2 separate regions of the Homo sapiens genome follow, and region 1 is linked to region 2. A link is an interaction called in ENCODE POLR2A ChIA-PET data of the cell type or tissue named here. Cell type or tissue: MCF 10A. All regions are shown on one strand. Each heading gives the region's core, and the rest is flanking DNA. Links, peaks and the distances in the headings are about the cores only. Region 1 overlaps BSN (bassoon presynaptic cytomatrix protein). Region 2 holds the start of SEMA3F-AS1 (SEMA3F antisense RNA 1).

The links. ChIA-PET counts read pairs that join two places held together with the same protein. Peaks named below come from ENCODE experiments on the same cell type or tissue, not always from the same donor. Only the 100,000 strongest peaks of a DNase experiment are listed, where the experiment ranks them.
Region 1: POLR2A ChIA-PET joins it to region 2 with 5 read pairs; 1 of 35 experiments calls an interaction of 5 or more read pairs at or near these places.

What each region holds. Positions count from the first base shown.
Region 1 is chr3:49,632,057-49,647,524 of GRCh38, forward strand. BSN (bassoon presynaptic cytomatrix protein) reads left to right here. Exons shown (of 12, transcript NM_003458.4): 3 at 10,212-11,096. Among named protein-coding and RNA genes, the nearest start is that of APEH, 35 kb to the right of the region's middle. RefSeq lists enhancers at 6,134-6,635, 6,636-7,135 and a silencer at 12,946-13,129. In MCF 10A, for the core only: no CTCF peak of the experiment used is centred there; DNase peaks (open chromatin) are centred at 4,985 and 6,575.
Region 2 is chr3:50,155,371-50,168,828 of GRCh38, forward strand. SEMA3F (semaphorin 3F) reads left to right here. Exons shown (of 19, transcript NM_004186.5): 1 at 1-194; 2 at 4,205-4,364. The coding sequence starts at 4,253. LOC124909484 (basic proline-rich protein-like) reads left to right here. Exons shown (of 2, transcript XM_047449434.1): 2 at 1-419. The coding sequence ends at 419. It overlaps SEMA3F-AS1 (SEMA3F antisense RNA 1), which reads right to left and starts at 715. Exons shown (of 4, transcript NR_135301.1): 1 at 364-715. RefSeq lists enhancers at 11,520-12,134, 12,066-12,360 and a silencer at 12,066-12,360. In MCF 10A, for the core only: no CTCF peak of the experiment used is centred there; DNase peaks (open chromatin) are centred at 1,961, 2,641 and 2,951.

The DNA of each region.
Region 1 (15,468 bases), core at 4,284-9,283, 520 kb before region 2:
CAAGACCATTCAGTAGGGAAAGAACAATCTTTTCAACAAATGGTGTTGGGAAAACTGGATATCTACATGCAAAAAAATGAAGTTGGACCTTTTCCTTACATCATATACAAAAATTAACTCAAAATAGATCAAATACCTAAACATAAGAGCTAAAACTATAAAACTCTTAGAAGACAACATAGGGGATAAGCTTCACAACATTGGATTTGGCAGTGGTTTCTTGGATATGACACCAACAGCACAGGCAACAAAAGAAAAAATAGACAAAATAGACTTCATGAAAATTTAAAAATTTTTTACATCTAAAGGCACTATTAACAGAGTAAAAAGGCAACCCACAGAATGGGAGAAAATACTTGCTAATTATATATTTGATAAGGGATTGATATCCAGAATATACAGAGAAGTCTTACAACTCAACAACAGAAATAAACAAACAAAAACCCAATTAAAAGTGGGCAAAGAGGCCAGGCGCAGTGGCTCATGCCTGTAATCCCAGGACTTTGGGAGGCTCAGGCAGGCAGATTGCCTGAGCTCAGGAGTTTGAGACCAGCTTGGGCAACATGGTGAAGCCCCATCTCTACTAAAAATAAAAAAATAAGCCAGACGTGGTGGTGGGCACCTGTGCTCCCAGCTGCTCGGGTGGCTGAGGCAGGAGAATCGCTTGAGCCCAGGAGGCGGAGGTTGCAGTGAATCAAGATCGCACTACTGGGTGACAGAGCCAGACTGTGTCTAAAAAAAAAGTGGGGGGGAGCAAAGAGGAGTCAGGTGTGGTGATACACACCTGTCTTCCCAGATACTTGAGAGGCTAAGGTGGGAGGGTATCCTGAGCCTAGGAGTTTGAGACCAGCCTAGGCAAATAGCTAGAACCTGTCTCTGAAAAACAAAATGGGCAAAGGACTTGAAGAAACATTTCTCCAAGGAAGATATACAAATGGCTAATAACTCCCTAAAAGATACTCAACATAGGTCGGCTATGGTGGCTCACACCTGTAATCCTAGCACTTTGGGAGGCTGAGGCGGGTGGATCACCTGAGGTCAAGAGTTTGAGACTGGCCAACATGGAGAAACTCTGTCTCTACTGAAAATACAAAAGTTAGCTGGGTGTGGTGGTGGGCACTTGTAATCCTAGCTGCTCAGGAGGCTGAGGCAGGAGAATCGCTTGAACCTAGGAGGTGGAGGTTGCAGTGAGCCAAGATCACGCCACTGCACTCCAGCCTGGACAACTGAGCGAGACTCTGTCTCAAAAAAAAAAAAAAGAAAAAAAGAAAAGATACTCAACATGACTAATCATTAGAGAAATTCAAATTGAAACTACGGTGAGATACCATCTCATACTCGTTAAGGATGGCTGCTGTAAAAATAAATAAATAAATGTTGGCAAGAATGTGGAGAAATTGGAACCCTTGTGCACTGTTTTTAGGAATGTAAAATGGTACAGCCACTCTGGAAAACAGTATGGCAGTTCCTCAAAAAATTATAAATAGAATTACCATATGATCCAACAATTCCACTTCTGGGTATACACTCAAATGAATTGAAAGGAAGGTCTTGAAGAGATATTTGTACACCCATGTTCACAGCAGCATTTTTCACAATAGCTAAAATGTGAAAACAACCAACAGCCCATTGACAAATGAGCAAATATGCAAAATATATGTATATACATACATACACACAACGAAATATCATTCAGCCTTAAAGAGGAAGGACAATCTGACACATGATACAACATGGACGAACCTTAAGGACATTATGCTAAGTGAAATAAGCCAGTCACAAAAAGACAAATATGAGGTGGTCAGAGTAGTCAAAGTCACAGAGACAGAAAGTAGAATGGTAGTTGTCAAGAGCTGGAGGAAGAGGGGAGCCGGGTGCAGTGGCTCATGCCTGTAATCCCAGCACTTTGGGAGGCCGAGGCAGGCGGATCACAAGGTCAGGAGATCGAGACCATCTTGGCCAACATGGTGAAACCCCATCTCTACTAAAATACAAAAAAAAATTAGCGGGGTGTGTTGGCCCATGCCTGTAGTCCCAGCTACTTGGGAGGCTGAGGCAGGGGAATTGCTTGAACCCAGGAGGCGGAGGTTGCAGTGAGCTGAGATAGTGCCACTGCACTCCAGCCTGATGACAGAGCAAGACTCTGCCTTTAAAAAAAAAAAAAAAGAGCTGGAGGAAGGGGGAATGGGGAGTTTCACGGGTACAGTTTCAGATTTGCAAGATGGAAAGAATTACGAAGATGAATGGTGGTGATGGTTGTACAGCATTATGAATACAATACCACTGACCTGTACACTTAAAAATGGTTAAGGTAGTAAATTTATGTGTATTTTACCACAATAAAAACAATGCAAAATTTTTTTTTTATTTGTTCATTTGAGATGGAGTCTCGCTTTGTCGCCCAGGCTCAAGTGCAGTGATGCAATCTTGGCTCACGGCAACCTCTACCTCCAGCCTCCCAAGTAGCTGGGATTACAGGCATGTGCCACCACACCCGGCTAAGTTTTGTATTTTTAGTAGAAATGGGGTTTCACCACATTGGCCAGTCTGGTCTCGAAATCCTGACCTCAAGTGATCCACACGCCTCACCCTCCCAAAGTGCTGGGATTACAGGCGTGAGCCGCAGTGTCCGGCCAAAAATAATGCTAATTTTAAAAACCCTCTGGAAATAGACAGAGGTGATGGTTACACATTATGAATTATTAATGCCACTGAATTGTATACTTTAAGATGGTTAAAATTACAATTTAATATTTATTTTAACACACACTATATATGTGTGTGCATATATATACATATACACTAAAACAACACATACACATACACACACATATATATACACCCCTCCCCCGCCCAGCTGCTATGTGAAGAACAGCCTGCAGGGGTAGCGGGTGGGCTCTGGGAGCCAGAGTGGCAGAGGGGGCTGAGGCTGAGGCTGGGGTAGTGGTGATGATGACTGCGAAGAGCCATGATAGATTCCTGGTGTGTTTGGGTGGCTAAACAGACAGAATTGGATTGGATGTGGAGGGTAGGAGATGGAGATAGAGAATTTTTCTGTTTGGGCCATTGCCAAGTTGAAGGTGCCTGACAAATCTAAGACCCTGGCATGAAACAGGCAGGTTGGGATGGAGACTTTTGTTTCATATTCACAAGCATATAGTGACATTTAAAGTGCCATAGGAGAGATGTGGACAGAGAGAAGAGGTGTCAGGATCTGGGCTCCCCAGCACTGAGAAGAACCCAGCAAAGGTGGCTGGCAAGGATAAGCAAAGAAGAGTAGAAAGGCCAGCAAGTGGAGGGCCAAGGGATCCAGGAGGGGAGAATATCTGAGCAGTAGTGGGGAGTCAACTGCCAAGAGCCCATCACAGGAGCTCTTGATGCCTTGCTGGGTGGAGCAAAACAGAACAACCAGGTTGACAAGTCATTTTTACCCCCAACCTCAAGTTATGAATATTTTCAAGCCTACAAAATTGTTGAAAGAATTGTACAAGGAACACCCACAAAGCCACTATCTGGATTTATAATGAACCCCTCCTCTCCTGGCTTTATCACGTATCCATTCTACCATCTATTTGTTCTTCTGTCTGTCCATCTATCCATCCATCTTTTTGTTGAATGTCAAAGTACATTGCAGTGGGCCAGGCATGGTGGCTCACACCTGTAATACCAGCACTTTGAGAGGCGAAGGTGGGAGGATTGCTTGAGCCCAGGGATTCAGGAGCAGCCTGAGTAACATGGCAAAACCCTGTCTCTACCAAAAAAAATACAAAAATTAGCTGGGTGTGGTGGCGCCATGCCTGTAGTCCCATCTACTCGGGAGGCTGAGGTGGGAGGATCACTTGAGTCTGGGAGGTGGAGGTTGCAGAGAGCCATGATCATGGCACTGCACTTCAGAACCAGACCCTGTCCCCCTCCAAAAAAAAAAAAAAAGTACATCGCTGATATCAGTATACTTCCCACTAAGCACTTCAAGCGTATCATTAACTAGAGTTCAGTATTTATTTAAGGTTTCTCTTTTTTAGCTAAAATTTACATATAATGCAATGTACAGCAATTAATTATTCCAGTCGGTGAGCTTTGAGAAGTGGTCTGCAGCTCAGCCCCATGTGGGTTGCAGGTCATCTGGAGTGACCATGGAAGTCATTTAGCAGGAGTTTAAGAGGCGAGGGCCAAGGACTTGCAGGCCAGGATAAAGGGGCCTGGAGGGAGGGCAGCAGAAGCCAGGAGGGGAAGCTGGGCATGAACCAAAGGGTCCTGGGGATTTTAAGGAGAAGTTGAGGCTAGTCCAAGGGTCCAGCCTCTCCTGGAGAGGGTTACTGGTGACTAAGAGGAGTGTGTATGGGGAGGGTGCAGGGGAGTTGGCCAGTCATGGATGGGGTGTGTTACAGGGTACACCAGATCATCCTGGGTCGGGAGGGGGGCTGTCCAGAGCAGTGTGGGAGGAGTTAAGAGATATTGAGGGCAGAGAGACAGATGTGTCCAGGGATCAGCAAGGGGACGGATCCTCTCCCTTTCGTGGAGATCCAAGCCAGTGAGGTCTTCTAGCCCCAGGTGCGATTAGGTTCAGCCTCCACTCCCCAGATCCTGACCTCAGATGTTGGGCAGGTTCCCAAGACCTTCCTCAGGGCTCTGATAGATTGGCACAGGCCTCCCCTGGCTGGTCCAGCTCTGGATCAGTGTGACCCTGCCCACTGGGACCCTGTGGTACCTGCTTCCTAAGCCTGAGGTCAGCTAGCTGACAGTAAGGTGCTAGATGGGGCAGGCAACATGTCTATTGCTGTACCAGGGTGAGTATCCAGGCTAGGCCTGACTCCCTCCCTCTCAGCTGCCACCTTAGCTGCCCTTCTGCACATCGGCCTGTCCTTGTTGTCCAGGGGGCATGGGAAGGTATGTTCCTCCTGATGAGACCTGGCCAGTGACTCATAGCCCAGAAAGGCATATAGTCACACTGGCCAGTGGGGCCCTCCCAGGAACCTCTAGATTTGGCACCTGCAGGGAGGGCTCCTTTATGAGCTGTTTCTGTGATGTTTCAACTTGTACCAAAATGGAAAGCATAAATGCGGCATCAGGCGTGATGTCAGTGCTGAGTGATCTGAAACACTGAATGCCTGCTCTCCCTGGTAGGGCTGGGGCTCTCCACAGGAAGAAGGCTGAGTGACGTCTGCAACCTTCCTTTTCCTTGCTGCTGGGGGGGTGAGAGGAGGCGAGTGGGAAGAGAACATGTGACTTCGGGGGGCTCTCAGAGCTTCCTGACAGCCATGGAGGTGACCGTGAGGTAGACTCCACCCTGTGAGCATCCTTTGGGGCCAGATATGGCAAGCAAGGCTGAGTCCCACCCTTGAGGGCTGAGACACTCTGTGCAGCCAGTGTTCCTGCAGGGAAGATGTAGAAGCTCTTCCCAGAACTGCCCTCCTTGCTCCAGAGCCCAGTGGAGGAATTACCAGGGAGTGACCATTGCAGACAGATCACAGCTGCTCATTCAACTTAGAGTTCATACAGCCTCCAGCTTGGGCCCCAAGCCTCTGGATCCTTGGCCAGTGCCACCTTAGCTGCCCTTCTGCACACTGAATAGTTTGAGTAAGGAAGCAGCTAAAAAAGACTCTTCTCAGGGAGAAAGTCCTCTCAGAGCTACAGAGCCCACAGGGTCCTATGTTTCCAAGTCCCTAGCAGACAGGTGGCAGTGGCTCCCTGCAAAGCCTGTAGGAAGGCTTCCTGCAGCTTCTGCTTCCCCCACCTCTTAAACCACCTCTTGACCTTGTACTGCACTGAGCCTTCCCATCCTTACTGCCACTTAGGCCCCCACTGGGTCGGGGTGCACGGGCTTCCATGGAGGTCCCTACCAGTCCTTGGAGATGGCAAGATGGGCTTCCTTGCTAGCAAGAAGAGTCAGCTCATTCAAAGCTAATGTCTGACAGAGCTGTCCACCTTAGGGTAGCCCCAGGAAGGCTCCTGAGACACGAGGCTCGTGGCTGGTAGCCTGCACATCTCCTGCCCATGTGCCAGATCAGGATCTTGGAGGTATTAGACAGCAGAACCCTAGCTGAGGCTTCTTGTCACACTGGTAAAAGGATAGTCCCTCTGATTCTGATGGAGAGCCAGCTTGGAGAGGGCCTAGGAGCCACAGGGAGCCTTCTGGGTTCAACCTCTTGATGAGGAGGCATCACTGTGTGCAGCTAAGGAAGGCTCTAACTGTACTGGCACTCAGGCCAGTGGAGTCTGCCACAGAACTATTCATGTATACCCAGGCTGGGTGGGCGGGTGGGTTGGGGTGCACAGCCATCATCTCTCTCCCTACCCCGTGGACAGCCTCCATCCCCCTGAGTGTGGGGATAGGGGCCTTGCAGTATGGAGGAAGAGACTGAGGTTGGGCTCCTCCCAGGAAACTGCTGGGGATCTGTCGGGGAGGCAGAGAGGGGGATGTATTGCTGGCCTCAGAGAGCTCCCTCAGCCAGTGTCCTCCTTAGGAGGCCTTGCATGCTGGGCCTGAGCCTGGGAGGGGCTGTGGGGAGGGTGCGGTCAAGGTTCCTTACCGTCTGGAAGAGGCTGGATAGAAATAGCTGCACCCATCTGGGCGATGAGTCACTGAGGGGCGTTTCAGCCTTTTCTTGGAGAAGTTCTATTTTAGGTGAGATGCCTGTGCCACAGCCTGGATGACAGGGGCTGGGGAAAGGAAAGTTCTGGCGGTGAGTGCAGGCGGTTTGGCACGTGCCTTTGTTCAGCCTGATTCAGAACCCCAGGGACAGTCACCCCAAAGTTGCAGGATAAGAAGCCTTACCTCCTAAATTCCCTTTCCCAGGAAGAAGTCTCACCTCAGGGCATGCTGCAGTGCCCAGGTGAATGAGAGAGATGGGACGTTGGGTGTGGGCTGGGCACCCACGGGAAGAACTGAATTTGTGGCTGCCACCCTGGGCCAGAGGCTGAGCTTCCCCTCTGAGGAGTAATCCCCTTCCAGGGTCCCTCTCTGGATGAGTAGAAATGGCCTGCTCTGGGGAACTCTCACTTTGATGGGAATAAGCCCCTCCCTCCCAAGAATGACCTTTCTAAAGAGGTCTTTAGACTGGGTTCAGGGACTGAAATTGTTTTCTCTCTGGCTTTCTCTACCCAAACATAGACAAAGCTGCCTTGCTTCTTTCTTTCTTTTTCTTTTTTTTTTTTTTTTTGAGACAGAGTCTCGCTCTGTTGCCCAGGCTGGAGTGCAGTGGCATGATCTCGGCTCACTACAACCTCTGCCTCCCAGGTTCAAGCGATTCTCCTGTCTCAGCCTCCCAAGTAGCTGGGACTACAGGCATGTGCCACCACACCCGGCTAATTTTTTCTATTTTTAGTAGAGACGGGGTTTCACCATGTTAGCCAGGATGGTCTCGATCTCCTGACCTCATGATCCGCCCGCCTCTGCCTCTCAAAGTGCTGGGATTACAGGCGTGAGCCACGGTGCACGGCCTGCCTTGCTTCTTAAAAAGCATTTGGGTGGGTTAATTGTTCCCAGCTAGTGGGATGGCTTCTCACCTCACTGCCTCGGCATCACTGTTCTTAGAGTTTCTAGAACTGGGATTGGCCTTTGGGGGGCTCTGCCAGGGTTTGCAGTGCTGACTTCTAGAGCCTGACTTGGCCTTTGGAAGAGGCAGGACTACAGAAGGCACCAGGCTCCAGGCTGTCCAGGCTGTGGTTTAGGAGCTACGCAGAGCTGTCAGGGCTGATCTTGCCAGCAGCAACACTTCCTAGCCAGGGAACCATTGAGAACACATTGCTAAAACATCTCAGATCTTGGTTTTCTCTCCTGTGAGGACAAAATGAGAGAATGCCTGTGAACATGCCCTATGTGGTGCTTGGCACAAGGGGGTGCTTGCCAAAGTGCAGTGTTCTCCCTCTTCTTGGCTGCTGCCCTTGGGTTGCTGGGATAAGGCACCTGAGCCCAGGTCCCCCAACTGGCAAGTCAACCTGTAGCAGTAGCCCTGGGGCCTCAAGGCAGAGAGCAGGGCTGGAGCCACGTGTGGGTAAATAAAAGGGGCCTTCTGCCCCAGAGATGAGACGGCACCTTCCCCTGGTGATGACTGGGTGGCCAATAGGGTGCATTTAGAACCTCTGGCTGCAACCACAGACAGAGAACAACCTTGGCCTCCAGCCTCAGCTCTGGTTGATGAGGAGGAGACTCTTCATTGAGGCACCAAATCTCGGGGCTTCCACCTTGTTGAGCTATGACCTGCATGACCAAATTGCCAGGATGAATGAAGCAAGCCCCTCTGGGATGAGCCCTGCTCTGTACCACATGTTGTGTGCAGCCCTGAGAACACCCTATCAACGAGAGCTCATGGGCTGCTTTGGGGCACAGAAGACACCTTGTAAACAACAAATCAGTAGACACTTTGGGAAAGAATAAGCACTATGGAGAAAATAAGCTGGGTGATTTGACACAGAGTACCCGGAGGGTGTTTTATTTTTATTTATTTATTTAATTATTTTGAGATGGAGTCTCACTCTGTTGCCCAGGCTGGAGTGCAGCGGCACAGTCTTGGCTTACTGCAACCTCCGCCTCCTGGGTTCAAGCAATTCTCCTGCCTCAGCCTCCCAAGTAGCTGAGATTACAGGCGTTCGCCACCACACCTGGCCAATTCTTACTATTTTCAGTAGAGATGGGGTTTCACCATGTTGGTCAGGCAGGTCTCGAACTCCTGACCTCAAATGATCCTCCTGCCTCTGCCTCCCAAAGTGCCTGGATTACAGGTGTGAGCCACCGCACCTGGCCAAAGGAGAGCATTTTAGATTGTGTGGCCAGAGGAGGTCCTGGTGGGAAAGTGTTACCTCATCTGAAATCTGTACAACAAGCTGGGCCAGGGGGCAGAGGGAATAAGGAGTACAAAGGCCCTGGTACAGAAATGAGCTCAGGGGACCACTTGGCAGAGCAGACAGCCTAGAGTGTCTGCAGTGAAACAGCCAAGGGGAGATGGCAGGAAAAGAGACCAGAGAGAGGGGGAGGCTGGGGTGGGGCTGGGTTGGGTCACAGAGTTGTGCTGAAGAGTTCCCAAGGTGTGGTGGAAATCCACTTAGAGTGTTTGATCCTATTGGTGAGATGCTCTGATTTACATGTGGGTTTTTGGAGAAAAATTATTGGGTCATGTAACTGGAAGTCCAAGGGTAGACTTGGGGCATAGCCAGATCCAGGGAATGGAATGAAGTCATCAGATCTACTCCTTTCTCCTTTCGTTGACTCCTACCATCTATGGACATCATTCTTAGCATCTCTCTGTATGTTGGGAAAGAAGACTACTGCTGCTGCAAAGCTACATCCTTCTGATTAGTAATCCAAAGGAAAACGAATAAAGACCCTCTCTCCTGTTGTTCATTACCAGATAACGTGGAGGGCTCTAACCGACTCTGTTTGCCAGGTCACGTGCCCATCCCTGCACAGGGCTAATGGCAGAGGGAAACTATGTGTTTATCACATGGATAGCGGCACATGTCTCGTTTGCTCTGGAGGCATGAATTATCCCACTTCTTTAAAAAGCTATCTTCCTTAAGGGAAAAAAAAAGGCTTTAAAAAATTCTACTTAACATCAGTCACTTACATTGCATTACTTTACCCTCGCTTATTTTGTTCTCAAGATTTTTCATTCTGTAGTATCTTGTTTCTTCAGCTAGACTCTAAGCTTCTTCAGGATAGGAATCATGGTTTCTTTTTATTCTCTATGCCTCCTTCTCCCACGTATTACTCTTCACTTATTTATTCATTATGTGAGTTTTTACTGAATACCCATTGCATATAAGCACTGCTCTAGGGCCATGCCTTTCCTCTTGGGTTAGGTTTTAAAAGATCAGTCTGGCTGCTATGTGCAAATGGCCTGAAGTGGGAAGCAGGGGAAGGCTACTGGGTTCATCCGAGCGGGAGGTTGGGGTGCACAGATCTGAGGCACTGCCAGGGGGTGGCGGGGAGGACTCTCAAGCAGGAGGGTCTGGCAGGCAGTGAGTTGGTGGTTGGGGTGGGGTGGGGGATGGGACTGCCTCCACTGCCTCACATGCCTGGCAACTCCTAGAGGGCAGGGGAGTGCCATCTGTCCTTCAGCCCTGCCACCTGGCAGCCCAGAAATGCCTGAGCAGGGCTTGGTGCTCCTGCCTGTGCTAGGAGTGGCCTTGGCTGCTGTGGGGCCTGCACTGACCTGGGCCATGAGTACTGCCAATCCTGGCCACCCTGCTGACTATTTTGCTTTTCTCCTCAGGTGAAGGAGTGGCTCTGTCTGAACTGTCAGATGCAGAGGGCTCTGGGAATGGACATGACCACTGCACCTCGCTCCAAGAGCCAGCAGCAGCTGCACTCCCCAGCCCTGTCTCCTGCCCACTCCCCGGCCAAACAGCCCCTGGGGAAGCCAGACCAAGAGAGATCTCGGGGCCCAGGAGGACCACAGCCTGGGTCCCGCCAGGCTGAGACAGCCAGGGCCACCTCAGTGCCGGGGCCTGCCCAAGCAGCTGCCCCTCCAGAGGTGGGGAGGGTGTCTCCTCAGCCCCCTCAACCCACCAAGCCTTCCACAGCTGAGCCCAGGCCACCTGCAGGAGAGGCCCCGGCCAAAAGTGCCACCGCAGTGCCCGCTGGGCTTGGTGCCACTGAGCAGACCCAGGAGGGCCTCACTGGTAAGCTCTTCGGCCTTGGCGCGTCACTGCTAACCCAGGCGAGCACCCTCATGTCTGTGCAGCCCGAGGCTGACACCCAGGGCCAGCCTGCCCCCAGCAAGGGGACACCTAAGATCGTCTTCAATGATGCCAGCAAGGAGGCTGGCCCAAAACCCTTGGGCTCAGGGCCCGGGCCTGGGCCAGCACCTGGAGCCAAAACTGAGCCTGGGGCTAGAATGGGTCCTGGATCTGGACCTGGAGCCCTGCCGAAAACTGGGGGAACAACCAGTCCAAAGCATGGCAGAGCAGAACATCAGGCAGCATCGAAGGCTGCTGCCAAGCCAAAGACCATGCCGAAGGAAAGGGCCATCTGCCCACTGTGCCAAGCCGAGCTCAACGTGGGCAGCAAGAGCCCAGCCAACTATAACACATGCACCACCTGCAGGCTCCAGGTGTGCAACCTGTGTGGCTTCAACCCAACACCCCACCTGGTGGAGGTAAGAGCTGGACCAAGCATGCTCCCTTGAACCTTGATGAGAGGCCGGGCCTGGGTAGTGAGTGTCATGGGAACCAGAAAGAGTTCTGGGTCTGCAGCAGCCATGGGGCTGCTCCTGTACAACTAATGCTGCAGAGGGGCTGCATTCCCTTTCCTGTCCCTACCTCAGGCCCCAGTTCTACTCAGAACTAACTTTCACTCAGAGTTGGGGGTAATGGTGCCTACTGACTCAGACTAGTGCCCTAAGGCTGATCCCAGAGTCCCTGAGCTGGCCTCCCCATTTCCAGCTACCATGGGCATGGCCCTGATGAAAGACACCAACCTCCCCTGCTCAGATAGGAGAACCTGAGGTCCCACACTGCCATGGACCTGTGACCTTCAGAGGGGTGGGGATCGAATGGCCATGATGCAGAGGGTTGCGTCCCACATCCAGGGTGGGGTGGGAGGCTTTCTCACAATGGGGCAGGGCATGTCCCACTGTCCAGGCTCCAGCCCAGCAAGGTGGTATTCAACCTTGATTGTCTCTTCTGAGGTCATAAGTGTTGACGTCTACTTGTCAAAGTCACAGCCTTTGGTCCACATGTTTTACCCAGGCTGGGGCTGGGCTCTCCTTAGAGCTGCTACTGGGGATGCTCAGAGATGCTTCTCTTTCCCACAGGAAGGTTTGAGACAGACCTGGGGTTGTGGCCATTCTCTCCGCAGCCCCTGCTCCAGGGAAGGGCACTGAGCACTGTGCAGTGCTAGGCAGGAGGGAGCAGGAGGCCCAGTGTAAGGTTCAGTGTTCCCTCGAAGCCTGGAGTCCAGCCCAAGAGGCTCAGAAGGTGAAGGTGCCCTGGCAGAATTAGACCAGCCTGGGCCAGGAGCAGATGCTGCTTCTGCTCCTCCCTCAGTCCTGTGGCCCACTCTCCCTGGCCCAGGGTCACCCATGTGACCCTTACCATGCTGCCTTGGGCGTAGCTTGGTGTGTCTCCTTAGAGTGCCCTCAGTCTTGATAGATGAATGTGTTTCCCAGCTGTGTCACGTTAGGAGATGTTCGAGCCAAGGCCCTGCCTCTTGCACATGGGGAGCCACCTGAGCCCTCTGGTCTCTTGGGCTGAGCCATTTGTAGCTGATGGTGGCACAGGGGTGTGCGGAGTGCAAACCACCACTGGCCCAGGATGGGACAAGAGAGGAGAGCATGATGTTGCCATGGCCTCTGTGGCACCTTGTTCTGACTTCCCTTGGGCCAGGACTCCACAGGAGTCCCCGTGGGACCCCAGCATGACTAGGAAGACTACTTTGGCCACCAAAGGCCACACTTTCCAATATGCAGGGAAGGGCAGCCCTGAGCAAGACAACTGACCTCCTCATGTGGCACCCATCTGGTCTTCTAGGCACCACGAAGCCAACTCTCCAAGCTCTAGATCTGGTGGCTCACTGGCGACAGTTTGCCTCACTGGCTCGGGGAAAGGGGTGCACCAGGGTGTCACCACAAGACTAGGAGAACCCTAGCTGGCTGCTCTGCCCAGAGACCTCCAGGCACAAGCTCACTGCTGGTCAGGTGGGGCACACTGACACTGAGCGACTGTGAGCCCCAGTGGACTTCTGAGTTGGCCTGGCCTGGAGGACTCCTGTCCCCAAGAGACCTCCCAGCCCACATTTCCTTATTAAGCAGAATGTGCACGAATGGGAGGGGAAAACTGTCTCTGTCCAGGAGCATAAATGTTCCTGACAGTTCCTCTTGGCCGTCCCTGGGCCAGGCCACGGGAAGTGCTGATTCTGCCCAAACAGAAGAGTTTCGTTCACACGCTGACTAGATGAAACGTCTGGATTCTGGCCTAGGCCTCTCATTAGCTGCTTGGTTCTGGCTATCCTGGACCCTGGAGCTTCTGTCTCTTGATGGCCGGTGTTCCCCCCATCACACCTCTCTCAATTTCCTGCTGTCTCCATGTCCTGCCCCACTGCCCCCTCCTTAGCCAGGACCACTCTCATCTCCATAGGGTCTGATGGGTCCCATGGGCCTGAAAGAAAGCTGGGGGATGTCCTGGTCCTAGTCCTGGTCCTACCTCATCCCCAGCTCAGGCTGCTCCTGACAGCAGTCAGGGGTGATGAAGTCTCTCTAACTCCTTTCTCATAGCTCTCCCTATCAATGCTGCTGTCCCCAGAGGGCCTGCAGCTATTCTAGGGAAGGTGTGGATAGGCGGCCATAATGCCTCTCCCATGATTCCCACCATAGAGACTGTACCACCATCCACCACCAGAGATGCAAGCCAGCAGCCCGGGGTCATCCTCACCTCCTCCTCTTTAACCTCTGCACCTGCTCCATGGACCAAGCCCTGCCAGCTCTGCCTCCCCACTGTCACAAGAATCTGGCCTCTCTCCCACCCATGCTCACAGCCTTAGTCCTTCCGTCCTTATCCTCCCTTACCCACACAATGACCAAAACCTCTGTGCAGCTTCACCTGCCTTGGGTCTTGCAAGGGGCTGGTGCTGATATGTTCACCATCCCTTCAGCATTGCTTTTCTTCACTGAGGCCCCTAACCAGGCTGTGGTCTGTCTTGGATCTCACCTCAGTCAATGGCCACTTGGCATCCTGAGCAATTTTGTGCTTCTCTGTGACCTACTTGGTGTGTTCTTGGTTAGAGGTTTCTGATTTCTCAGCACTTGCCAGAGACACTTACCCTGCCTTGGGAGTGTGGTGGTAAGGCCAGCAGGTCCTTCTCCAGGTCCTAAGGGTGGGTCTGCCATGGCTGTCTCTCTCTGGACCTTGCCTGCTTAAGAACGACTGTGCTGTGTCTTTGTGCACAAAGAAGGGACAGACCCGTGGAGCCCCCCTCATAGCTCCCACAGCCCTGTTAGACCTCCTGGGACTCCACCTGAGGCCACAGTCAACCATCTGGGCCAGTGGGTTGGGAATTTTCCCCATAGGTTGGAAATTTTCCTGAACATTTCTGAGCTGTAGAAATCTTTCTTCTTTCTAGATTGGGAGTTCAGAGCACACAATAGAGGAGAGAGTAGAATTGGATCCTTTTTCCTTTTGAACTTTCCTCTGAAAAAAAATAACCATAGTGCTATTTAGTGAGTCATTTCATAATTAAGAGTTGTTGATTCCAGTTTTTTTTACCTATTTGTCTTTTGGAAGGATAATAGTACTCTCTGGCTTAATTTTTAATTGACGTTCAGTTCAAAATAGAGTTTGTGAAGAAATTAGTTGAATTGGAATTGTGACAGTAACATTACCAGTCTCTTATTATATCATCATTGCCAAAATTCCAGCTGTGCCCTTGAGAAGTCGGGCCTCCCTGGGCAAAGTCCCTTGCACCTGTGATACATGGGGCTGGGCTTGCTCATTGGGGTAGGGGTTGCAGCAGGGGCATCAGGCCAGAGGTCCTGTTGCCTCCCATGTAGAATAGGGACCACAATACTCCCTTTTAGGTTTCCGTGAGAACCAGGTGAGATGCTGTACCTCAGATGCTTATGCAAGGCCTGACACAGTCAGCCCTTAAGCCAGGATTTTGGAACAGGAGTATCCTAAAAGAGGGTCTCTGTGTGAGAAAGGAAGCGTCCCCATGAGCCCCTATCTGGGTGTGGATGGACCCTGTGGCTGGTGTAAGCTTTTGGTATGAGGGATGCCCCACAGGGAACAAACACATTTGGTGCTGGGGGGTGAGGGGGTTACAGCCCAGCTACAAGGATACACACTGGGGACACCATGGTGGGTTTATTTTATGGGAGGAAGAGGCCCAGAAAGAAGGAGCTTAGGCATGTCCAGCAACAGGGAGGCTCAGGGTCGCAGAGTCAGGAGAGGAATAGCAGCACCAGTGATGGCCATCCCTGTGGTCCAGTGTCCTCCAAGATGACCCCTGGGCATCCTTTTCTCTGGAGTTCTCATTCACAGCCCCCTGGTCTGGCAGCAGGGCTGAGGGTGTTTAGGGCCAGGCAGCTGGCCATAGGGCATTGACTGGAACGGTGTCACCATAACCATACTGGCATGCAGGCCAGCTCCACACATGAAGAGATTACGTGGAATGTAGGTTCATTCAGATGATGGCAGACAGTGCAGGATCTGTCCTGGCTCACAAGGCACAATGGCCAGTGGTCCCAGAAGGCAGCAGCTCTCACGTGCCTAGAGGGCACCCCACTAACTCAGTCATCCCGTTTCCCCTTCTTTACCCTAAATAGTGATGCCCTGAACCACTGAGTGCCATCTGATGGCATACACACCTGCCTCTCCCACTGTTAGTTGATGATTGTCCTTGGGGAATTTGTATCTTCCTGCCCTAGAAAGGAACTGGACAGAGGGAATGAGGCAGAAGTAGTCATCAGAGCCACCCCATTATCCATCCCCTGCCCTTTTGTCAAAGAGGCCAGGCGAAGGGGTAAGCAGGCAGCA
Region 2 (13,458 bases), core at 31-5,030:
GGCTGCTGACGCGCCCGAAGCCCGCGGAACCGGTTAAGCCGCGGCCGCGGCGCCGATCCCGGCTGAGGCGCAGCGGCGAGAGGTCGCGGGCAGGGCCATGGCCCCGGGGGGCCGCTAGCGCGGACCGGCCCAACGGGAGCCGCTCCGTGCCGCCGCCGCCGCCCGGGCGCCCAGGCCCCGCCGCTGCGGAAGAGGTGAGTGCAGCGGGAACCGGGAGGGAGCGGGCAGGCGGCCGGGCCACCCCGCGACCCCTCTGGGACCCGCGGCACTGCAACTCCGCAGAAGTGTCCGGGGAGCGGGTCTCGTCGAGCCGGGGGGCTGCCCGCGGACATAGGGGCAACAAGGCTGGGGTGGGATTCTTACCTGTCCTGGAGGCCCGGACCCCTTACCTACGGGGCGGCGTATGGATGTGTGGATGATGTGGCCTGCGGGGTCACCCATGTGCAAAGCAACTTTTTCCTGCAAGGTTCTGGGTGGGTGCTCTCATACACCCCCACCTTCACGCTTCTGGAGCGGGAGTTCCGATCCCCCTTCTGCCTCAGCTCTCTCTCCCATTAACGCCCGAGGCAGCGCTCTTCCCCGTAGATGCGCTTGCCCTACCTCAGTGTCTCTACTTGAGGACTGGCCAGCCCGAAGGGAAGCGGTATACTGGCAGTCCCCACGTGGGGGGTCTCCCACATCAGCAGAGTGGGAGGACCTCCAGTCCTGAGGCATTTCTCCCAGCATTGTGCCAGCCCCTTGACCCCCAGCTGCCACCTTGGGTTTGCTTTTACAGCAGAGTCCTGCCTGGATTAGGGGCACGGCTGTATGTAGTGTGTAGGTGAGCTTGGAGAGCCTGCGGTCAATCCCTAGTTTGAACCAGGGGTCCCAGTGGTGAAGTGGGCAGGGGACAGCGGGGGCTTGGCGGGGTTGCCCCCAGCAGATGGGACAGGAGGGTATCAAAGTTGGCCTAGGAATGAGGCAGTGCTGGCGGGAGTTGGCTGGAGCTGGGGCTGGGGGCCCCACTGGATAAATAACTCCTAATTTTTGAGATAGCTGTGTTTTGCCACCAGAACATTACTGCTTGGGAGAGGTAAGGGAGACGCCAACCAAAGACACCAGTATGTCCACCCTGAAGCTGGGCCAGGTTGGGGACCTCTGTCCTCCTGAATTCACCCAGATAGTCTCCCAGTAGTTATCCTAGTTGCAGAGAAGGGAAAACTGCACCCAGGGGTTGGGAGCCCCATCTCAGCCCAGGGAGTTGGATGGAGCTGAGGCCTCTTCCCAGGCTACCCAAGGGGTGTGCCAGGACCCCGTAGGGTATAGTGTCTAGGCAGGCGGGGGGCACAGGCATGCCTACTCCTGCTGCTCCCCCTTCAGCTCCGAAGGAGCCAGGCCCGGAAGTGGGGAGGTGGGGGCCGGAGAGAAAGCAGGGGCCAGAGAGAAGGCGGCAGCCCACCCAGCCTCAGCCCCTCGCTGCTCAGCATACCTTGGGGGGAGGATGGAGCCAGGCTCAGGTGACCTTGACTGGGAAACCCTGGCCACAAAAGGGGGGTTTCAGTCCCAGCTATGCTGGGGTGGCTCTGCTTCCTGGTCCTTGAGGTGTTGGGGGATGGGGAAGCTGAGGAGCCAAGAAGGAGACAGAGCTCTTGTTGAAGTGGGGGAGGGAATCTGAGGGGCTGGGTAGCGGGTGGGGTGCTGTTGATAATCTCCCCATGTTCCCCTACGGCCCCTGTTCCTGCCTCCCTTCCATCCAGGCAGTCCTCAGCTCGGAGGAGCCAACCTCCCTTCCTGGAGACAGGCTGTCCACCCCCACCCCCAACTCCAAGCCTGGGCGGTCTGGATCCGGCTGTACAGTTTGGCCACCTGGCCCCCTGTCCCATCCCAGGTGCCTCCGGACTCCTTCCTCTGGCCGCCTCTTCCCTGCACCCCTTGCCAGCCCCGGCTCCTCGTTTCTTTGTTCAAGCGTCTCTCCTCCGTCCCTCCCTCTCTCCTCCCTCTCTCCTCCTCCCTCCCGCCTGCCTCCCTCCCTTGCTCCCTCCCACCAGCCTTCCTTCCCTCCTTCTCTGCTTTCTTCCTGGTGGGCTCCCAGGTGGCGGTGGCTGTTCTTCCTCTGTCCACTGACCTGGGCTTGGTGTGACTTGGGGGCTTTTCTGGGGCTGGGGCTGGGTGACAGGCATCTCGGGACTGGCAGAGGGGAAGGCACTGTGGGTTTGCCCTTTCTTTCCCTCTCTGTCCTTCTTCTCCTTTTCTTCCTTCCCTCTCCTTCTTTCCCCCACCTGCCAGGCTGTCCAAGAGGGGACCTGGACTTGAGACTGAGGCCCCAGCAAACTTGAGCCCCTCCCCATTCACCTCTTTAAAAGGCCAAAGCATTTGGATGGGAAGTCCCTGTAGGGACCCAGTAGAAAGACTCCCCACCTCTCTGGACACATTGGGTGACTCCAACCCTGTCCTTGGTGACACTGACTTTGTCACCATGAACATGGATGAAGGAAAAAATGAGGTCATGGGGAGGGGGGAGGCGGGAGGCAGGTTGACAGGAGCCCCCGTTACATAGTATCGAAGCTCTCTGAGGGACTCAGACGGCATCTTGCGCCAGGACAGTATCTCCCAGCTCCCCTGAGCCCCACCCCACTAGCAGGTCAAGTTCTTGAGCAAACTCATGCTTGTAAGGACGTGTGTGGGCCTGCAAGTGTGAACGTGTGCATATCCACAGCTGTTATCAGGGGCCTCCCAGGTGCACCTTGAGGGTGACGGTGGCTGCACAGCCATTTCTCCCACCTGCCCCCACTTCTCAGAGCCTGCCATTCAGTCAGCACTAGCTTTGTGCCTCCCAGACCTGAGGAGGGGCTGGTTCTGATTCCCCCATCCCCCAGCTAGCCTCCCCAGGAGGCAGCATCTATGACAGGGGATCTGGAAGGACCATGAGCGGTGTGCCAGGCCCTCGGGAGAGAACATTCACACAGAGGGTACCGCGTAAGGAGTGGGCCAAGAGGCTGAAGCTGCACTTCCTGTCTGAGGAGCCATGAGTGGTTTGCCTTGGCAGGAGAGGCCAGGGCTGGGGGAGGTGGGTCTAGGGATGTCATCAGGGTCTAATGAGTGGGGCCTAAGAGTCAGACTGGAGCCTGGGCTTTGCCTCAGCATTGAGCAGCTATGGCAGGGGAGTCCCAGGCCATAGTACTGCCAACTCCCATCCCAGCATCCTAGAGATGGGCCTGGGGTCCTGCCTGCCACGGAAGAAGGGAGTACACAGGGCAGATCTGGGGGATGGGGCTCACATTTTCAGTCTCGATGCCCCCACCCGCAGTGCATCCGGTTGGGGGTGGTGGTAGGAGTTGGCGCTGGTTTGTGCCGGGAGGGAGCAATATGTTCTGACAACTGGTGCTGGGCTGCGTTTACCCAACAGCCAGCCTGCCTGGGGAGACAATATTTGAAAAACACAGTATTGAAACTTGGACCTGCTGGGGCTATGGGGGATTCTGAAGGTGGCAATGCCGCTGGCCCAGATCCAGCCCCAGGCCCACTGGCCATCCTAGCTTCCCTTCTTTGCCCTCTAGAGGCGGAGCTGGAAGTTTTCCCTGGCAGGAAGTCCTTCTGCCTGTCTGACCTGGGTCTCTCCTGCTTTGATTTTAGTACAAGTGGACTCTGCCATTCTCTGCCTTTCCTTTTCTGACTGGTGCTCCCTCTCTTCCATCTTGGGCTGTCTGCATGTGTCTCATTCCCCCACTCTCTCCTGTGCCTCCCCTCTACCGTAATAATCAGGTCCAGGTTTCTCTGTACTGGGAGAAGACCTGTGGCTGGAGCAGGCAGGGATGCACCCTATCTGTTCCCCATTCCTCCAGGTGGGAGGGAGAAGGAGTAACCCACTTTATTGGCCACAGATGCAGGGGAGAAAGGAGAAAGCATGCTGGGAGCTGGAAAGAGCCCTAAGATCACCTGGTTGGTCTGGGCCCTGTGAATGGAATTCAGCATGCCATGAGGGGTAGGGTTTGAGTCTCCAGCAGCCCCCATCAGTTCTGGTGACCCCAGGCTGGGGCCTATTGGTACTATCTCCCCAGACAAAGGCAGGCCAAAGAACGCACATGAGGTGTGCACACAGGGGCATTCATGGCCCCAGGCTGGGGGTGGAAGCGTGGAGGTACCCATCAACCTCTTTGTTCACCTTGGGTAGAAATTGAACTCCCCCATCTGCCTCACACATTCCAATCTTGGTTCCCCTTCCCAGGTTTCTAGAGAGTGGAGCCTGCTTCCTGGGCCCTAGGCCCCTCCCACAATGCTTGTCGCCGGTCTTCTTCTCTGGGCTTCCCTACTGACCGGGGCCTGGCCATCCTTCCCCACCCAGGACCACCTCCCGGCCACGCCCCGGGTCCGGCTCTCATTCAAAGGTAAGAAGCTGTTTTGTTCTTCCCCAGAAATCATCCTCTCTTTACAATAGCGCTCGGCTCCTCTGCACACGAGAGAAAGGGTGGGTCAGGACAAAACCAGGACAAATTGTACAGCCACATAGGTTGTGGGGGAGAAGGGAGACCGGGGAGGTGGTGGCTTGCTGGGAAAGGCTGGAGAACTGACCCATTTAGACACTTAGCAAAAGAGTCCAGAGTCTGGGCATCTTCCAGAGTCAGACTGTGGGTTCCTGGGCTGGGTGGCCTGAGGTCTGTAGGGCATGTCTTTCTGTATGATAATTGGAGAGGTGGCAATGTCACTCCTTCCAAACTTATGTCTGCTGCGGCCCCTCCTTGCCACTGCTATGCATCTGGTCCTGCCCTGAGCAGCCCCTGGGGTGGAAGGTCAGGCAGTTGGGCAGACACTGGAACCTCTGGACACTGGAAGAGCAGGACCTGCTCTCTTGGGGTGTGGGTGCTCGAGGAGCCTTCCTATGGTCTCCAAGTGGGAAGGGTTCCTAGAATCCAGGAGGGGACTGTTGGCTGTGACTGGCAGGGAGGCCGCCGGTGGGTTCAGGCAGAGCACGTGCTGCTGTGAGGGCCTGAGCTCCTGAGCTCCAGTGAGCACTTTGATGAGAAGTCACTGGGAGGTTTCAGTGATGGGCTGGGGTCTGCAGAGTGAGAGGCTGGTCGCCCGCTCCATCACCATTGCACTTAACCCACTGGACAGGTGCACGCACACGGTACACACATGGGTGTACAAATGGCTCACTCGAGAGCCACTTCCTCAAGGGTGTGTGTGGTCTGAAGAGTCTCCCCTGGGCCCAGGGTGAGGGGCAGTGGCCATGCTGGGGCCTGGGGGACCTGGGGTCATTGGGAGTTCTCAGCCTTGGCCCTCCTCTGGCCAGAGGTAACTTCATCCAGCCGCCTGCCCTGGGTGGGGTCGACTCAGCCCTGGCTGGCCAGATTTCCGGGCAGCCATACTGGGGTGAAAGGCTGGGGTGACCTTTCCTTCCTCGGGCTTGGCGGAGGCCCAGCCCTCACCTCACCATGTCCCCCAGCAGGGCCCCTCCCCTGGCCTCGTCCCACCCTGCCCCTTGATGGGAGGAGTAGGGGAGTAAGCTGCTTATCATCACTCTTCCCAGTCACCCGGCTCCTGGAATTTCTGAGGCTGTGCCTGGAAGGAGTCCCCTGCAGGGCCTGAGAAATGGGCTGAGAAGAGTTAATTTGTTTGGGCTGGAAAGCACCCCCCTTCCCCGGGCCCCAGGAAGGTGAGATATTTATTCTGCTGATACCTCCACCCTTCCCTGGTGGAATTCTTCAGAGCAGATTAATAAATCTTGAAGGGGCCAGTTCCCCCAAACCCCTCCCCAGCCCAGGGTCTGGCAGCGAGAGTAGAGTGTCTCCTCCCCCGATAGTGGAAGGGAGGGGTGGCTTGGTCTCCACACCCCTGGGACCTTGCGTCCGCTCTGGGTGTTGTTTTTGTCATCATGCATGCAAGTAAGCAGGAGGGGCAAAACAGAGAGGGGTCTTCCGTGTGCTCCTTCTAAGCCTCCCTGGACCTCCAGGGGCAAAGAGTTTTGTTCCTGTTTTCCAGAGAGAGAAACTGAGGCTCAGGCAAGGGCAGGGTCAAGGTCAGGCAAGAGGCAGAGGCAAAGCCAGAAATAGAACCCTGGTGTCCTGGCCTTGCCGGCGCCCACATCGCGTCAGGTCGATTCCCTCTCAATTAGCTCTGAAGCCGACACCCGCAGTGACTAAAAGCTGAGCTCACTGGCAGCCAGCCTGGGTGTTGCCGGTTGTGGCGGCCTGGGGTGGGGCTGCAGCGCACCTGGGGCCACCCATCCCAGGGCTCCTGTGCCTTTGCACAGGCAGGTTCCCCTGCCCTGAATGACCTTCCCTGTTCCGACCTGGTCTCGTGTCCTAATTTTGTGCTTAGACTTCACTTACTACTGTATGACAGGCCCCGTGCTGAGTGCTGGGGACTCTGTGGTGAACAAGATAGGGTGCTCACAGTCAAGCTGGTGGAAAAAGCAATGGATATCCAGTTGGTCAGGGCCATCTGGGAGCCCAGCACCTGCTGTGTACCAGGCCCTGTGTATCCCCCTACACTGGGTGGTCTCAGCCTGGTTATGCACACATGAAGTGGCCCTCAGTGAGGAGCAGGCGCCCACCAAGTGTGTGTGGAGTGAGAATGGAGACCAACACTTCAAGAAACTGGGCTCCCACCATCTTCCTCCCAGAGTACACGTGGGTGGCACAGAGAAGGTTACTCTCAGAAGCACTGCTGGTCACTGTGGCTCCATGTCATAGTTTTTTCATCTGTGCCTTGGATGGACACAGCAGTTGACACCCCAGGCCTCAGGGGCTCAGGCTGGGCACTCCCTGCCCTGCCCTGCCCTGGGTCCTGCTGTAGTGGGGAGGTGCCGGTTCCTGCCTGGGTAGGGCTGGACCCTCCAAGCTAGAGGTGCTGGCATAAGGGGCCACACTGCCCAGGGTAGATAAAGGAACAAAGGCAGGAACTGGGCCAGGCTTGGGTTTGCTGCCCGCCCATCCGCCTGGGCACCCCAGCCAGGTCTAGAGCCAGAAGGGTGTGAGGGTCAAGCAGCCCAGGGTTCCCTCAGATTAGGGGGGCTCCTATGGCCCAGCTTCTGGGCTTCAGCAGCACAGCCAAAATCAGGCAGAAGTGAGGGTCAAATGGAGATTTCCAGGAGCAGGTGAGGTGTTTGTTCATTCCTTGCTCTTGAGAGAGTGGAGCCTGGGCTGGAAGCCTGGACAGACCCTCCTTCCTTCACCCATCCATGCCTGGGCCTGGAGTCCCCTACACTGCAGAATCACTGCCAAATCTCAGAGAAAAAGCTCTTCCTTCCCCCACCTTGAGATGACCCAGGCTCTGGGGCACCACCTCCCTCCGTGGCAGCAGCAGGGAGGTGTGAGGGCCCTGCCAGGCCCTTTGTTCAGCCTGGGGAGTGTTTACTTTTTCCCAGGAAGCTACCCCACGACACACTGCTGCTGCCTGGGCTGGGTTTGGCCAGGGATTGGGGCCAAGAGATGTTTGGTGGGGTAGAAGGACCCTGTGATGACATGAGACAGTTGTGCTGCTAGGGAAGCTGAGGCAGAAGTAGGGAGAGGGAGCAGAAGGTCACCCTGCCAGGGGAGGTCAGGAAAGATGAACATAATCGAAATAGTAGTAGGAGCCCATGAGGATAACCAAGCAATGGTCCCTCCAAGACCTAAAGAGGGTCTGCCTAGGTTTCCTGTGAGGAAGGAGGCTTACGGGGGCTGAGCGGCTTCCCAGGTCACTCAGGAGCAGGACTGAGATGGAGCCTGCATCCGCCTGATGCCTGAGGCTGTCCCAGGACTGAGAGTGGAGGGCAGGGATGGTGGTGGTGCTGGAGGCACAGACCCTTCACATGAGCTAGGAACAAGGAAGATTCCAGCATTCTGCAGTGCTGGTTTAGGCTTCCTAGCCTCGTTTCCCAAAGAAAGGGCTGGGGTCGCACTGGGCAGGCTCCCCATGCCCTCTGTCTGCCGAAGCAACGGAATTGGGGTTTGCTTATTTCCAGGCTATAAATCCGGCCCTCCATCACTCTGGCCCTTCCACTGAGCAGGGTCCCTAGGAAGGCCTCTCATGTCAGAGATGGGAACATCAGGGCCTAAGAGAGGAAAGGGCTCCTGTTCCAGAGCAGCCTGGAGTTTGAGCCCTCCAGGCCAATAGCCCAGAACAGTGCCACCGCTCACATCATTTGCATGTGGCATCAGAGGACCAAGGTTGCCAGGTTTGGAGATGATGAGGTTAGAGGTTAGGAAGGGTCACAGCCCGTTGACTTCCCCTCAGGAGTTGATGTGAGTTGAGGTGCCTCTAGCAAGCCTTGATGGGGCCTTAGCCCTCAGGCCTGGTGCAGGAGTAGGGGTGGGGCTGGAGAGCTAGAGGACATGCTCTTGCCCCCCAGGGGCTCCTTGGCCAGCCAGAGCAAGGCATGGGGCTTTGGTGGGGGAGGAGGGGGAGGAGGCCCAGGAGCTTTGAGGCCAGTGTGGCACCAGGGAGCTGGGCAAGGGTCAGGTGGCTCTGGCAGCTACAGTGGGGGTTGGAGCTCACAAGCCAGGGAGGGTAGGTGTTCCAGGATACGCCAGGATGAGGGAGGAAGGAAGACCCAAAGCATGAACTTGAGCCCAGATCCCTTGAGGCCAGATCTGGAGTTTCAGTTTTCTGGAAATGGGAGCTGCCTTACTCCTGAGAGACTTGGAAGTGGCCGCTTTGGAGTTGGGAGGTCCTGGAAGCTGCACATCCCCCAACTGGCTAGGAATTGGTCTTTGGAGAGAATGGAGACAGGGTCCTTGTGCTTGCTGGAGAACCTGCCTGACGCCCAGCCTGGGTCAGCCAGGCCAGGGGCTGGGGCTTTCAGCTGTGGCCTTCCAGGTCAAGTGGAGCTTCAGATGGGACCTCCACTGTCTGGGCCTCCGCAGCACAGGCCTTGTCTCTGGTTCCCTGGCATGATGCCCGCCCCTCCTTCCCTGGCTCCAGCTTCCCTTGGCACTAAGTGAGGAGCTGGTGCATGCTCAAGGAGTAAATCATGTTCCTTGGCAGCCCCCACTGCTTCGTAATCGTAAAGAATTTAAAGAGAAACCGCCAAGATAAAAATCTCACCAGCCCATAAAGGCATCTTTCACCCTGCAGCTTGGGAGACAGTGAGCCTCAGAGTGGGCTCTTGGCTGTCTGCACCTGTGTGTATGCACCTCCGGCCCCTTGACTCCTCCAGAGGTGGTAATAGCTCAGAAGGTGGCTTTAGGGCCATGGGTACCTGGTCCTTGACTCCTGGGAGACCTCCATCTCCTCACTCAGGAGAGTGGGGTGCTTAAATTTGGTGTAATGCAGAAGTGGTGATGGTGGTGGCTGAGCTAGCTGGTCCCAAAGGCAAAACCCAGTTCTACCAGTGTTAGCTGTGTGAGTTCAGCCAAGTGGCTTAGCCTCTCTGAGCCCTGGTTTCTCCTGTGTAAGGTGGGAATGGCAGTGGCCCTGTGGAAGCAGCATCATGAGGGCTCAGACTGTCTTGCTTGCATCCTGGCCATGGGTGGATCTTGCTTGGTGAACATCATTCTGTGTTCCCACTGCCTTTTCTGGAAAATGGGAGTAAGAACAATACTGGCCTCGTTGTGTTGTCAGGAGGATTAACTGTGTGAGTATGGTCACTGTGGAAGAAATCTCAGTCACCAGGAGCGATCCTGAGGCTGGTGTGCAGGTGAGGGCAGGTCCAGGGGCATGCCCCAAGGAGTCCCAGACTGCCTCACCCCTTCCTCCAGAATTCTAACTTTTGGTAAGGGAGATGGTATTTGGAAAGGACTCCAGGAAGGACCCTGAGTCCTGTGGGGTGGGTGGAGTAGGGTCAGGAGGAGGAAAATTCCTACCATGGGTATCTGGGCAGGCTTCATGGAGGAGGCTGCATCTTGAGCAGGGGAGGGGAGGTTGTAGGGGAGGGAAGAGCTGGAGCACAGGGAGGGTGCATGTGGTGCAGCACCTGGGGAAGAGGACAGATGCTAGATGCAGTCTTGCTTTTGGGACAAGGATGTAGAGTTCTACTTTCTGTTTCTGGTTTTTAAGCTCTTTTTCCTCATGGCAGAGGTACTAAATATGTATTATGGAAAAATTCCAGTGATACGGATGCATTTGGCGGGAGTGATGCCTTGGAAGTAGCTCCCTAGAGACTGGCTCCAAGGCCTGGTTGGGACGCACAGTTGGCTGCAATAACTCCTTCTGTGAATGCTGCTCCAGCTCCTGCCGTGTGTCCTAGGGGTGACCAGACCTGGGCTGCTCACTCAGGCATCTGCAGGGCTGGGCAGAAAGCATGTTTGCCTGGCTTGGCCTGGTGCTATCCTGGGAATCTGAGCCCCGCCTCAAGAAGCCCTGGGAGCTTTGGAGAAGCAGAGAGGATTCCTGCTGCATTTTTCTTAGAAATAGCAAGAGGGCCTTTGCCAGAGGCCTGGATGCCAGAAGGCTATGGTCTGAATCCAAAGCCTAGCTCACGTGGGTGCCAGAGCTTGGCAGGCCTACAGCCCCCCACCCAGCCTGCTGGGCAGCCCCAGGGAGAGGGTGGAGGCCTCCTGGGCTCCAGTCCCTGACCACTGGTCCTGACCCAGCAACGAATGGGGTCTGGGCAGTGGCTGCTGGCCTAGGATTGGGGGGCTAGCCTGTTGGGGAGGGAGTGGGGCTCATCGGGCTGACGGGCTGGGCTGACTTCTGGCACTCTCACTGGGCCGAGGGGAGCACTGGCTATCTGGTGCATCTCTGCAGGGCAAAGACAGACCCAAAGCAACCGGCCCCTCCAGGGATCAGGAAGCCTCAGCTCCGGATCCCCCTTCCCCCACTCTTCTTCCTTCCTTCCTCCCCCTACTCCCCCTTGCCTCCACCCCTCCCTTTGCCACCCCTCTTGGCTTCCTACCCGGACATGCTCTTTCCTCGGACGTCTCTGTACCCAGCCAAGAGCCTTGTTCCTTCCCACTTGGGGCTCGGTGCTGATGCCCTCATTTCCCCCGGCCAGAGTCCACTGCCTCGTGTGTCTGCTGTTCAGCCAGCACGGTTGCCTTCTAAGGGTCATACACTACAATTGGCAGAGCGGCTAGAATTTGGGAGCCCTTTGGGCTCCTACAGCTCCAAGGCTGAGTGGCTAGCACTCCAGGGGGCCTCTCCCAGGGCTGCCTGTATTGCCATTTTTATCAGCGCCTTCCTGGCTGGGCCTGGGGCCTGTGCGGAGTGCTCACTGCCTGCCCTTGACTGGCTACCTGCTGAGTCCTGCTGAGGTCCTAACCCAGCCTCACTGCATCCTCCAAGGCTGACCCCAAGCATGCACCTGTCTGCCCTGTGCCTCGGTTTCTCCATCAGAATGTTGGGGAGGGGCTAAGACTGTCTGGAACATCCCGGGAATCTCTGGGTGGGTGTTGTGAAGGGGCTGCAGGGACCGCAGGAATCCGAGGAAGGCCGCAGAGATGGGGGCTGGGCCCAGGGGAGGGGGAGGGTTTTGACACCCACCAGCCTGTTGGTCCCATCTTGGCCTGTCTGTCTGGGTGATTTATCAGAGTAAATGAGCCATGGAGAGTTTGTTGTCTTTTGCAGTCATGGGGAGGAGGAGGTGGTGGAGGAAGGAGTGAGGGGTTTCCGGGCCAGGTCTGGAATGTGGGAGGAGGAGGTGGGTCCCCCGGGGGCCTCTGAAACTGGAGGCACTCACTGAATGGCCTTTTCACTCTCCCCACCTGAGAAATGAATCAGTGCAGCCCTCCCCTTCAGAACAATCCCCTCTTTCCATCCCCTTCATACTTCTTGGGGCACATTCCTGTGTGATCTGCTTGTCTGGTCATCTTCTCCCACCCCCTGCTCAGGACCAGGTCTCTTGACCACAGTGTCCTTCCAAAGCTGAGCCGGAGCCCTGACTTGCCCAGCTGGTGAATGCCCAAATGTGTTCTCACAGGCAACCATGCACACTGTTAAGTTCCAAGTGGGACGTCTAGGCCTCTGGAACTACCAGCCCAGGCCTAGGATGGTCAGGTGCATGGACCATGGGGAAGGCAGGGGTCAGTGGAGGTGCCGAGGCCGGAGAGACCCCATCTGCTGGGACAGAAGGTCCGAAGTCATTGGGTGTCCTTCGGGGATGAGGCATGGATCCCCTGGTTCCCGGCTGGCGAGTCAGGGAGTGATCCTGCTGCTCCGTCACTTCTGGCTTTTCCTGGTTTGAGGCTGAGCTGTGCCCTCAGCCTATCCTGTCCTGGGCGGAGTAGGTGAGCACTGGGGCGGAACGGGCGTGGGAACAGCATGCCTGGACCTGCTGGCCCCAGCCCCCTGCCCCCTGCCCCCAGCCTTTAGTCACTGAAATGGGAGGGAAGTGTACAGTGGCGTTTTGGCCCAGCTGGGCTCTTTACCCCTGTACGGTGTTTACTGAACAGCTGGGATGTTTACAGTAGCCCTTGCAAAGGGGCCCCTCGTTGCAGGGGATTTCCCATCTTGAGGGTCCCACTGGGGCTCTTCTGACCTCACCAATTCCCTGCACCCCTGGGATAGATGTGTCAGGGATACAGAGACCATAACCATCTCCACCTTACCAGAGCCAGTGGTGCCTGTCCCCTTGGCCTCTGGCCTTCGGTTCCTCTGCTCTGGAGGAGCCAACATTTCCCACCACATTTCCTAGAGTGGCAGCTCTAGGTGGTGAAATACGGTAACTGGGTCCCCAGTTCAGACATTTAAATTAAATTCAATCAGAGCGGTTATTGAATAAAAACACGCGGAGTCATTTACATGTTAATTATGTTGAATGGACTACTAGACCATAATTAGTTGCTAATTGGGTGAGAGTGGCTGTAATTGGTTTTGTTGGCACCAACCTGGCTCACCTACCTGGGGGGAAGCGGGGGTTGGTGTGGATGGCTCCTAGGGAGGCCCTCTGGGTCTCCAATCTGGAAGGCCTGGCTAGAGATGCTATGCGGGGGCAGATCTCCAGGGGCTTAGGGTCAGAGGAACCTGGAACCTCTCCCCAGGGAGGGTGCAGCTGGGGTCTGGCTTCTAGGGTTCCCATCCAGAGCATAGGGGGAAAAGGGGGAACTGGAGGAGCTACCCCAGATCAGCAGTGATAGTCTCCCCTGCCCAGCCCCATGTGGGACCTGGGCTTGAACAAATGGTAAGTGCCCAAGAGTGGGTCTGTGGGAGCCCAAGGCAGGCGTCACTCAGGTGTGTCTCTGCACATACTGGGCCCTGGGTTGGCCTGATCAGGGTGGCGTTGGGGTGTAAGTGGGTGTGCCAAGCAGGAGGAAGGTACGTACAAAGGCATCTGGGCCTCCCTGCCCCCCCGCTTAGCTTGGCTGGGGTTCCCGGGGTTGTAGGTCTGTGGCCATGGGCTGAGGCCTTCCGGCTGGCCGCTCATTAAAAGAGGATTAGGCTGAGAGCCAGGGGGCCAGCCCAGTCCCCAGGCCTTCCTCTGGGGCTCCTCACAGCTTTGGGGGAGTGATAAAAGGGCCGGGGCCACCCCTTCCTGGATCCTGTGGGGGTATCCGGTAGGGACCACCTGGGCCCTGCCATGCCTCTTGCCGCCACTGCTACTATAGCCTTGGCTACCTCAGT